Regions from separate parts of the Homo sapiens genome. Here region 1 is linked to region 2. A link is an interaction called in ENCODE POLR2A ChIA-PET data of the cell type or tissue named here. Cell type or tissue: OCI-LY7. All regions are shown on one strand. Links, peaks and the distances in the headings refer to the core of each region. The heading gives the core; the rest is flanking DNA.

Region 1 (4,633 bases), core at 1-4,000, 130 kb after region 2:
TATTTCTGGTCACAAAAATATCACTAAATTTATAAATAAAGACCCAAGACTCTTCTAATATTAAACATTGAAATAAATGTGAGCTGTGCATATCTTTAAGAAAGATCAATAAAAACAAGACTGTTATTTACTTAATTATTCTAATTCATGGTCATGGGTAGCCAGAGCACATTCCAGCAACTCAGGGCACAAGGTGGAAACCAATCCTGAATGGGACGTGATTAAATCACAGAGTGCACTCACACACACCCCGGCACTCACACTGGGACTGTTTAGACATGCATGCCAGTTCATCTGATGTGCACATCTTTGGGATGTGAGAGGAAACTCGGGTAACCAGAGAAAACTCAAACAAACATGGGGAGAATGTTCAGACTCACACAGACGTGGCCCTGGCTGGGAATGGATTTTTTTTCTCATCAGCATCATAACAAAATGATGCTGAACAAAACACCATTGAACAAAACATTATTCAAGGACCTACAGTATATTCTTTGTGATTTCTCTACTGCAGCAAAATATCAATTGGTATAGTTTTTTCTTTTGAAGAGAAATTAAGTGCCAGCTGTTTAACTTGCTATTAGGAATTTGCTCAAAAACAAATTTTCATAGTTTGTCTTAGATTCAGTGCTAATTGTAGTTCTGTCTCAAAATACATCCTGTACAAAACATTGGGATGAAAGACAAATTCGGTTCTTATTTATAATTACTGAGACAAAAAAGTATAGCTGTAGCTTTTGCAAAATTTTCAACTATGAGTGTTGAAACTCAAAGATTTTCTAGTTAACATTTAGTTTCCTAAGTGAATTACCTAACCATTTAATAGGACACAACAGCCATATTTGGATGTTGCACAAGCGTTAGACAATTGCTGTTAGTGTTGATGGCAAATTTTGAAGGGACATAGTTTTACTTTCCAGTTTTAAATGACAGTATACAGTATGTGCTGATCTTAATAATTTAAAAGTGTCTCTGTAGTAGATATATACCCAAATGAGGAAAATCTGTACTTCAGATTGATATGTAATAGCTGTAGTTTCTCTGAACACATAAAAATAAAGGCAAAATTCTTGACCTTGAATTCTGTTTCAGTGAATTTTAGGACTGATCCTTGTATCCTGGATTACCAGGGATCTGGGCTAAATAAATGTGGATTTGTAGTAGGTTTTCAATTGCCATTAGGTGTGCTGTCTGTTCTCCTTTTCCCTTGCCCTAGGATAGTATCCTACATTTTTTTGTGTGTGATGTTCAGTAATGAAGCTTGCTGGTAATCTTAAGAATTTTCTAAAGCTTTTAGAGTAATAATTTTGAGCAGAATGAAGATTTTAATTATTATTTTTTTTCCTCTTAGCTGATACGCCTCCTCCTGCCTATATGCCACCTGATGATCAGATGGGTCAAGATAATTCCCAGCCTATGGATACAAGCAATAATATGATTCCTCAGATTATGCCCAGTATATCCAGCAGGGGTAAGAGAAGTACTCACTTCATTTATTTTATAGTAGTAGTTGTTTTTAACTTATTGGCTACTTTTTTAAAAACAGCTTTATTGAGGTATAATTTATATGCTATAAAATTTTTTTGTTTTAAGTGTATGATTCAAAGATTTTGGTAAATACACCAAGTTTTGCACCACAGTCTAGGTTTAGAATATTTCCCTAACTCTTTAAAAAGGTTTCTCTGCGTATTTGCAGTCTATCCTCACTCCTATCCTCAGCTCCACATACCCTCTAATCTGTTTTCTGTACCTGTAGATTTTATCTTTTCTGAACATTTTATATAATTGGAATCATGTAATAATGTAGTCTTCTTTCACTTAGCATGTTTTTTCAAGGTTCATCCGTGTTGTAGCATGTATCAATAGTTTGTTCCTTTTTATTGCTTAACAGTACTCCTTTATATAAATATATCACATTTATTCACCAGTCAGTGGGCATTTGAATTGTTTCCGTATTTTGATTATTATAAACATTTGCAGCTGGGCTCAGTGGCTCACGCCTGTAATCGTAGCACTTTGGGAGGCCAAGGCGGGTGGATCCCTTGAGATCTGGAGTTCAAAACCCCAGCCTGGCCAATATGGTGAAACCCCGTCTCTACTAAAAATACAATAAAAATAAAAAATTACCTGGGTGTGGTGGCAGATGCCTGTAATCCCAGCTACTCTGGAGGCTGAGACAGGAGAATCACTTGAACCCAGGAGGCTGAGGTTGCAGTGAGCTGAGAGTGGAGTGCCACTGCACTCCAGTCTGAGCAACAGAGCGAGGCTCCATCTCAAAAAAACAAACAAAAATCGCATGTAAGTCTTTTTGTGGATATTGTTTTATTTCTCTTGGATAGATATCTAGGAGTGCAATTGCTGAATAACATGGTAAGTTTAACTACTTAAGAAAACTATAAAACTTCTCTGAAGCGGCAGTACCATTTTACATTCTCACCAGCAAAGTATGAGGGTTCTATTTTCTCTGCATCCTCCTAACACCTGTTATTGTCTGGCTTTTTAATTATAGCCATTCTAGTGGGTGTAAAGTGCTTATTGTGGTTTTAATTTGCATTTCTCTAATGAGCAATGATGAGCATTTTTTAAATGTACTTGTTGGCCATTTATATATCTTCTTTGATGTGTTTATTTTAAATCTTTTGCCCATTGGGTTGTCTTACTGAGTTGTAAGAATTTTTTGTATATTCTGGATATGAATCCTTTATCAGATATATGATTTGCAAATATTTTCTCTCAGTCTGTGGATTTCTTTTCATTTTCTTAATGACGTCTTTTTGAGGGTAATAGCTTTAAATTTTGATGAAATCCATTTTGTCAGTTTTTTCATTTCTAGATTATGCTTTTGGTGTTGAATTCAAGAAATTTTTGTCTATCCCAAGGTCATGAAAATATTATTTTATGTTTTATTTTAGAAGTTCTATAGTTTTAGCTCTTATATTAGGTCAGTGGTTCCTTTTGAGTTAAGTTTGTATGTGGTATATGGTAAATGTCTACATTAAGTTTTTTGCATATAGAAATCCAGTTGGCTTTGCCATTTGTTGAAAAGAGTATCATTTCTTTGTTGAATTAACATCTTTGTCAGAAATCAATTGACTGTAAATGCCAGGGTTTATTTCAGGACTCTGTTGGCTTACATATCTATACCTCATAGTCTTGATTGCTAAAGCTTTCCTATAAAGGTTTTTCCCCCTATTTTTTTGTTGTTTTGTTTTATTTTTAATTTTTAAATTATTTATTTATTTTAGAGACAGAGTCTTGCTCTGTCATGTCCAGACTGGAGTGCAGTGGCGTGATCATAGCTCACTGGAGCCTCAGACTCCTGGGCTGAAGTGCTCCTCCACCTTAGCATCCTGAGTAGCTGGGACTACAGGCATGCATCACCATGCTTGGCCAATTTTTTTGTTGTTGTTGAGATGGAGTCTTACAGTGTTGCCCAGGCTGGCCCTGTTTTTTTTTGTTTGTTTGTTTGTTTTTTTATGGCAAACTATATATAACATAAATTTTACCATCTTAACTATTTTTAAGTGTACAGTTCAGTGGCATTAAATCCATTTATAATGTTGTGTGACCATCACCACCATCCATTTCTATAGCTCTTTTCACCTTGTAGTATTGAAACTATACCTGTTAAATAAAAATTTCCTATTCTCCTTTTCCCCCAGCCCTTGGCAACCACCACTCTGCTTTCTAATCTCTATGATTTTGACCACTCTAAGTACTTCATATAAATGGAATCATACAATTTTTTTTTTTTTTTTTTTTTTTTTTTTTTTTTTTTTGTGACTGGCTTATTTTTCCTCAGGGCACATCCATATTGTAGCAATGTCAGAATTTCATTTCTTTTTAAGGTTGAGTAATATTCCGTTGTATGTATATACCAAATTTTGTTTATCTATTCATCCATTGATAGACACTTGGATTGCTTTCACTTTTTTGGCTATTGTGAATAATACTACTGTGGACATGGGCGTACACATATCTCTTCGAGATCCTGCTTTCATTTCTTTTGAGTATATACCAGAAGTACAATTACTGGATTACATGGTAATTATATTTATACTTTTTTGAGGAACAGCCATACTGTTTTCCACAGTGGATGTACCATTTTATATTCTCAGCAACAGTGCACACGGATTCCATATTCTTCACATCCTCACCAGCACTTGTTTTCTATTTTTTAGATATTGACCATTTTAATGGGTATGAAGAGATATCTCACTGTGGGTTGTTCTGTATTTTTTTTATCTTTTTTTTTTTTTGGATAATTGACAAATGAAAAATTGTATATCTTTATGGTGTCATTGTGGCTTTAATGCCACTTTGGTTTGAGACCTTAACCTCCTTAGTTTGTCCCAAGTTTAGAAATATGTACTGCTATTTTATACGTTTCTTAAAACAATGTGTTTTTATGTGTTTTCTATGTTTGTGATAATACTGAATGTGTGTTATATTGAGTGCTCTGTATTCCTAAGAGCAGTTAAATTTCCAGACCCCTAATAGTTTTGTTAATGTTTCTATAATGTCTAGAATTTATCAAGAAATCTCATTATATTAATTTGCCTATAATTTAAAATCTACCTTCATTTACCATAAAAATGGAACATGAATTTCTGGATTTGAATTCCTGTTTCTC
Region 2 (5,361 bases), core at 724-4,723:
CTGACCTTCCTCCTGTCTCCATACATAATGGGATGATTAAGAAACTCTAAGCCACTCTCTTAAGCACTTTTCAATGTTAGGGATTTTTAAGTTTATTGTTGTGACATTGCTTTTGAGCAGACATCTCCTCCAATTTAATAGCCAACTGAAAGAAGAGAAAATGCTCTTTCCTTAAACTGTATGTGGAAATAAATATTCCAATGTGTGACCCTGATTATGTTAGGCAATTAGCAATCCTAATATGAATTGAGGGAAGTTGGGATTCATGGCACAGCTGGGGAGATACCAGCAGTCCCTGGGAGCCTGTCCAGGGCAGGTCCATGGCAGCTTGCTCCATGCCTGATTGACAGCCCAGCCTGCAAGCTAAAAGTTGAGTGAGCTAGGAGGACACACTGCCAAGATTCAGCTAACAGACACCCAGCGATATTCTTGCTGCTATGAACAAAAGGAGACTATGCAAATTATACACCACCCATTCTTCCAGGATGCCTGACTTAAAAAATAAGAAAAAAGATGGGCCGGGCACAGTGGCTCACGCCTGTAATCCCAACACTTTGGGAGGCCGAGGTGGGCGGATCACAAGGTCAGGAGACAGAGACCATCCTGGCTAACATGGTGAAACCCCGTCTCTACTAAAAAAATACAAAAATATTAGCGGGCGTGGTGGCGGGCACCTGTAGTCCCAGCTACTCGGGAGGCTGAGGCAGGAGAATGGCGTGAACCTGGGAGGCGGAGCTTGCAGTGAGCCAAGATCGTGCCACTGCAGTCCAGCCTGGGTGACAGAGTGAGACACCGTCTCAAAAAAAAAAAAAAAAAAAGAAAAGAAAACCTTTAGTACTGATTGATTTTTTCCCATGTGTGTATATTATCTACTCAAATTAACAATTAATTACTTAATTAAACACAAAGCCAGGCCTCACCTAATTGCTTCTTGGAAGGTGACCAGAGTGCTAGTGCCAAGCAAACAACTCTTCTATATCTCAAGAGCCCTGGGCTTCAGAGGGCCATCTTTTTTGTTAATTCAAGTTTCTCTGAAAATGGAGACCCGTTTATGATGACAAGCTGGCTACAGGGTAGCATCTGCCACACTGTTTCGGGGGTGCCGCTGGGCTGAAGCATTTGCCCAGCTAGTTAACAATAGCTCGATAACATTCCCTATCAGTGTCCAGGCTGAGAATACTGTCAGTGATGAGTCGCCTTGGCTCTTGTACCTGTATCTTTGTGTGCCAGGACAAGGCACAAGCAACAGAGCTGTGTGTTGCCAAAATGTTCCTGATGAGCAGGTCAACCCCTCGGGGGCAGGTTTGGATATGATAATGTGGTGATGTGGTGGCGCAGCTCCCTTACCCAGTGAGCACAAGGGGAGTCCTCTAGGAAAAGGAAGAAATGTCTGGATGAGGTGGGGAGATGGGGTTCAGAGTGGACTCAGGCAAAGCCCGATGCCCAGTCCCAGCTGTTGGCCTAGTCTCACAAAGCCAGAAGGATATGACATTTACATTCAACTCTTGAATTTGTGGCCACTGCTTTGGGCAACTTCAAAGAGAGAAAATGAAGATAGAAAAATATTATTTGATATAAAACTTCTAGGACAAGAGAGGCCCTTCCTGGAACATTACATGTAGTATTAGGAAGGTGGAGCTGCCCTGGAAAAGATCCAGAGAACTCAGAGAGAGGAAGAGGTGGAACCCATCTCTGTTCTTGTAGAGAGCTCAGTAAGAGTGGCTTGGCAGGGCTCCTGTGTACCTGAGACCAAGACCAGTGAGGAGGCTACTGTCTGACCACCATACGGTCAGAATTCAGTGCCATGGGTGGTCAGGTGGGAAGGGGAGAGGACTGTGCTGGCTGGAGTTGATGTTATCCTGGGGAAAGTAGGTCCCTAGATGCCTTTAGTTGAGTGAGGAGCAGACTGGGAAATGGGAGCACAGTAGTGGTTGGGGCAAAAAGGACTGTCTCTGCATGAGGTCCATAGGCAGTTGGAATTTTCTCAGCAAGACTCCAGAGAAGGAGGCTGGAGCAGAGGTGTATGTTGGGATGAAAAGGAGTAAAGTATCATGGGGGAGGAGGCAGCTCAGGTTGTCAAGGGTCAAGAAACCAGAAGGAGAATTTCACCTTGGAAGCAGACAACGGGTACCAAGCATACAGGGGAATACTTTGTGGTGAGAGGTCACACAGAGATACAGGAGCCGACCTGGTGAGACAGGAGCCTGGAGCCACCTGCCTGCTTTTGTGAGGCCCCAGACTCCACTGCTATCATCAGGTGAAGCTCTGTTGCCTGCACACAAAAGCTTTTCTGCATTTACAAAGAGAGAAGGGCCTGAGTTTCTGGTGCAATGCGTCAAGCTGACATATGGACTTTATTACAGGAAGTGGTTACCAGTGGGTCCCTATTTAGTGGCTGTTATTGTGAATTTTATTGTTCGGAAATTCACTTTAGCATTTATTTCAGATCCTAAATAGCACCGGAGTGATACAATGGCTAATCAAACAAAGAGGGCTGTGGGGAGCAGACAGTCAGCATCCCCCTCTGTGATTTCAGGCCCTGGTTTGATTAGTAGCCATAAAATTTTTTACGTGTGGCACTTTGAGCAAAGGTGCAGGAAATTGTGGTCAGGAAGCCTGGCTGCCTCTCGACAGGCTTCCTTTGTGCTAGCCCCAGGGAGAGGAGGCCTATTTAACAGCCAAGTCCAAGTTGACATCATGGGACTGGAATAGTCATAGCAGGAGCTCAGACATCATAAACGTGGCATAGGGAGGGCTGGTGGAGGAGCTAGCGGGTATGGGTGGCAGCTATTCATTCCAAAAGTCTTGAAATTGTTTCACGAGCAACACATTTCACAAGTGCGAAGCCCTTCTCTGGAGCCAAGATGAGCTGGCAGAGCACTCCTGTTTCTCTAGTAGCAAGTGTTCCTTTGCCCAGGGGCAAAAATATTAATACTCCTTCAGCACTGCATTAATGCTTAAAGATTTAACTTTTAAAGAGATCAGCTGGTGCATGGTCGAGCTTTTCCATCAGCTGGCAGGGCTTTTTCAGTAGGTGTCCTTCTGGGCAGGGCACTGGGGACAGCTGACGTGAAGGTGAAGAAGAGCTGTCGTTTTCCTCCCTTATATCCCACAACCTTGGTCCCAAGAGGAAAAAAAAGAAGATGGTGAGAAGTCATCCAAGCAGACCCCAGACCCATACTAGTGCCTCCTTTCCTGTTTCATATCCCTGTGCAGCCAGCTGGGATCTCTTGAATAATCTGCTCTGGGGGCACTGAGATTGGACATACACCAAACAGCGGAGATCGACCAAACGCCTCTGTTGGGCAGTGTTTCCTGAGGGTTCTGTCCCATTCTGTAAACTAGGAGGCTGACTAGCTGACAAGGAATTTTATTCTGTTGGGTATTTACATGAACCTATGTGCCACCTGGGGTAAGACCCTGTGGTAGGTAGAAACATGACTTCCCAAAAATGTCCACATCCTAATCTCTAATTCTGTAAATATATTCCCTTACTGGAAAAAGAGACTTTGCAGGTGTGATTAAATTAAGGATCATAAGAGGGAGAGATTATCCAGGATTATTTGATGAGTCTAATATAATCATCAGGGTACTTAAAAGAGGGAGGCAGGCTGTGCCTGGTGGTTCACGCCTTTAATCCCAGCACTTTGGGAGACTGAGGCGAGCGGGTCACGAGGACAGGAGTTGGAGACCAGCCTGACCAACATGGTGAAACTCCCCCTCTAGTAAAAAAAAAAATACAAAAATTAGCCAGGCATGGTGGTACACACCTGTAATCCCAGCTACTCAGGAGGCTGAGGCGGGAGAATTGCTTGAACCCAGGAGGCAGAGGTTGTGGTGAGCTGAGATCGCACCACTGCCCTCCAGCCTGGGCAACAGAGCAAGACTCCATCTCAAAAAAAAAAAAAGAGGGAGGCAGTGGGATCAGAGTCAGAGAAGGCAACGTGATGATGAAAGCTGACATTTGAGTGATGCAACCACAAGCCAAGGAATGCAGGCAGCTTCTCAAAGCTGGAAAGGACGAGCAATGGATTCTTCCCTACAGCCTCTGTGAGGAATGCAGCCTTTGATTTTAACCCCATAAGGCCGATTTCTGACTCTAGCCTCTGGAATTGTAAGATAATTTGCATGATCTCAAGCCACTAAATTTGTGGTAATTTGTCACAGAAAGCAATGGGAAGCCAACACAGGCCTTATTTGTTGACTTATAGATGCATTTTTCTTTATTTCAATGTACTTTTATCAATGGTCTCATGTAGGGTATTGCTTTCAATGAAGATATTAACATAGTTTCAACTTTAAGGTTTATATCTGGAGTTTCTTTAGAAGCTTCACAACTGACCACTTAGTAAACAGTAAGCATCTGTTAAGTGCTTCTCATATGTAAGTTCATTCAATTCTCACAATCACACTATAAGATAAATATGATTATTAGCCCATTTACAGATGAGGAGACAGGCTCAAAAGACTTTTATGCAACCTGGTCAAAGTCATTCACTGGTAAGCTGAGGAGGTCTGTCCACTTCCTTTTGCTGCCCCCAGGGGGTATCAAGCCTGGCAGTTAGTGTCAGCGACTTAGGAGGTGAACAAGTGAGCAGGCCTGTAGGACCTGGCTAAACTGCCCCAGGTCTCTGTCTACAGCCTCAAACCTGTGGCTGTGGGTCCCAGAGACAAGGCCTCCTCAGCATCAGAGAAGGATGCCTTTGTCTCAGGGTCATCAACCTTCTCCAGGTTGCTCACCCCCTGCTGTAAAGGGGATCCCCAAGACCGCTCATCAGACAAGGAGCTTGGGAACTGAGGAGACACAGTCAGCCTCCAGGAGTGCCCAAAATGCCCTCACATGCTGCATACAGATTGCCACAAATAAAGTACATCCACATTCTGAAGACTCTGTCCTCATCACCAACCAGGCTGGCCCCTGGTGAGGGCTGTAGTGGTTGAGGCCTTTGTTGGTAGACAGTAGGTTAAAGCAAGCCATGATTTTCTATTGGGAGGCTTCAGAATCAGCTCAGCTGTGTTTCCAAGACCAGGAGGGCAGAAAGCAAACCATCCCAGGCAAGCAGTCCATGGGCCATGTCAGATGTCTAGACGTTATGGGTCTGTGTTTGCTCTGCCATTCCTCTCGGAAACTATGATGCCCTGTATGGTTTACCTTCAGTCACAGGTGACTGGCCTACAGGGCCATTCCTTGTTCCAACGACTTCTCGAGTATAATTAATCCCCAGGCATTTACGGCCAGAGCAGCCGGCCAAATCCGTGAAGTGCAGTGGTTGTTTTAAATTATATTAACTTCTTGGAAACTTATTTTAGGGAGAGAAAACTCAGTACTTCTCTCTATCCAATCTTGAGTAAAAATGTTAG

The links. ChIA-PET counts read pairs that join two places held together with the same protein. Peaks named below come from ENCODE experiments on the same cell type or tissue, not always from the same donor. Only the 100,000 strongest peaks of a DNase experiment are listed, where the experiment ranks them.
Region 1: POLR2A ChIA-PET joins it to region 2 with 17 read pairs; 4 of 35 experiments call an interaction of 5 or more read pairs at or near these places.

Annotation. Positions count from the first base shown.
Region 1 is chr5:136,161,921-136,166,553 of GRCh38, forward strand. SMAD5 (SMAD family member 5) reads left to right here. Exons shown (of 8, transcript NM_005903.7): 5 at 1,352-1,471. Among named protein-coding and RNA genes, the nearest start is that of SMIM32, 29 kb to the right of the region's middle. In OCI-LY7, for the core only: a CTCF peak has its summit at 1,509 (motif pointing right); DNase peaks (open chromatin) are centred at 2,001, 2,501 and 3,351; H3K4me3 peaks cover 3,948 bases; H3K27ac peaks cover 4,000 bases.
Region 2 is chr5:136,034,826-136,040,186 of GRCh38, forward strand. The region is part of intron 2 of TGFBI (transforming growth factor beta induced); the gene reads left to right. Among named protein-coding and RNA genes, the nearest start is that of TGFBI, 8.5 kb to the left of the region's middle. RefSeq lists an enhancer at 2,600-2,649. In OCI-LY7, for the core only: no CTCF peak of the experiment used is centred there; DNase peaks (open chromatin) are centred at 2,296 and 2,626; H3K4me3 peaks cover 1,394 bases; H3K27ac peaks cover 2,523 bases.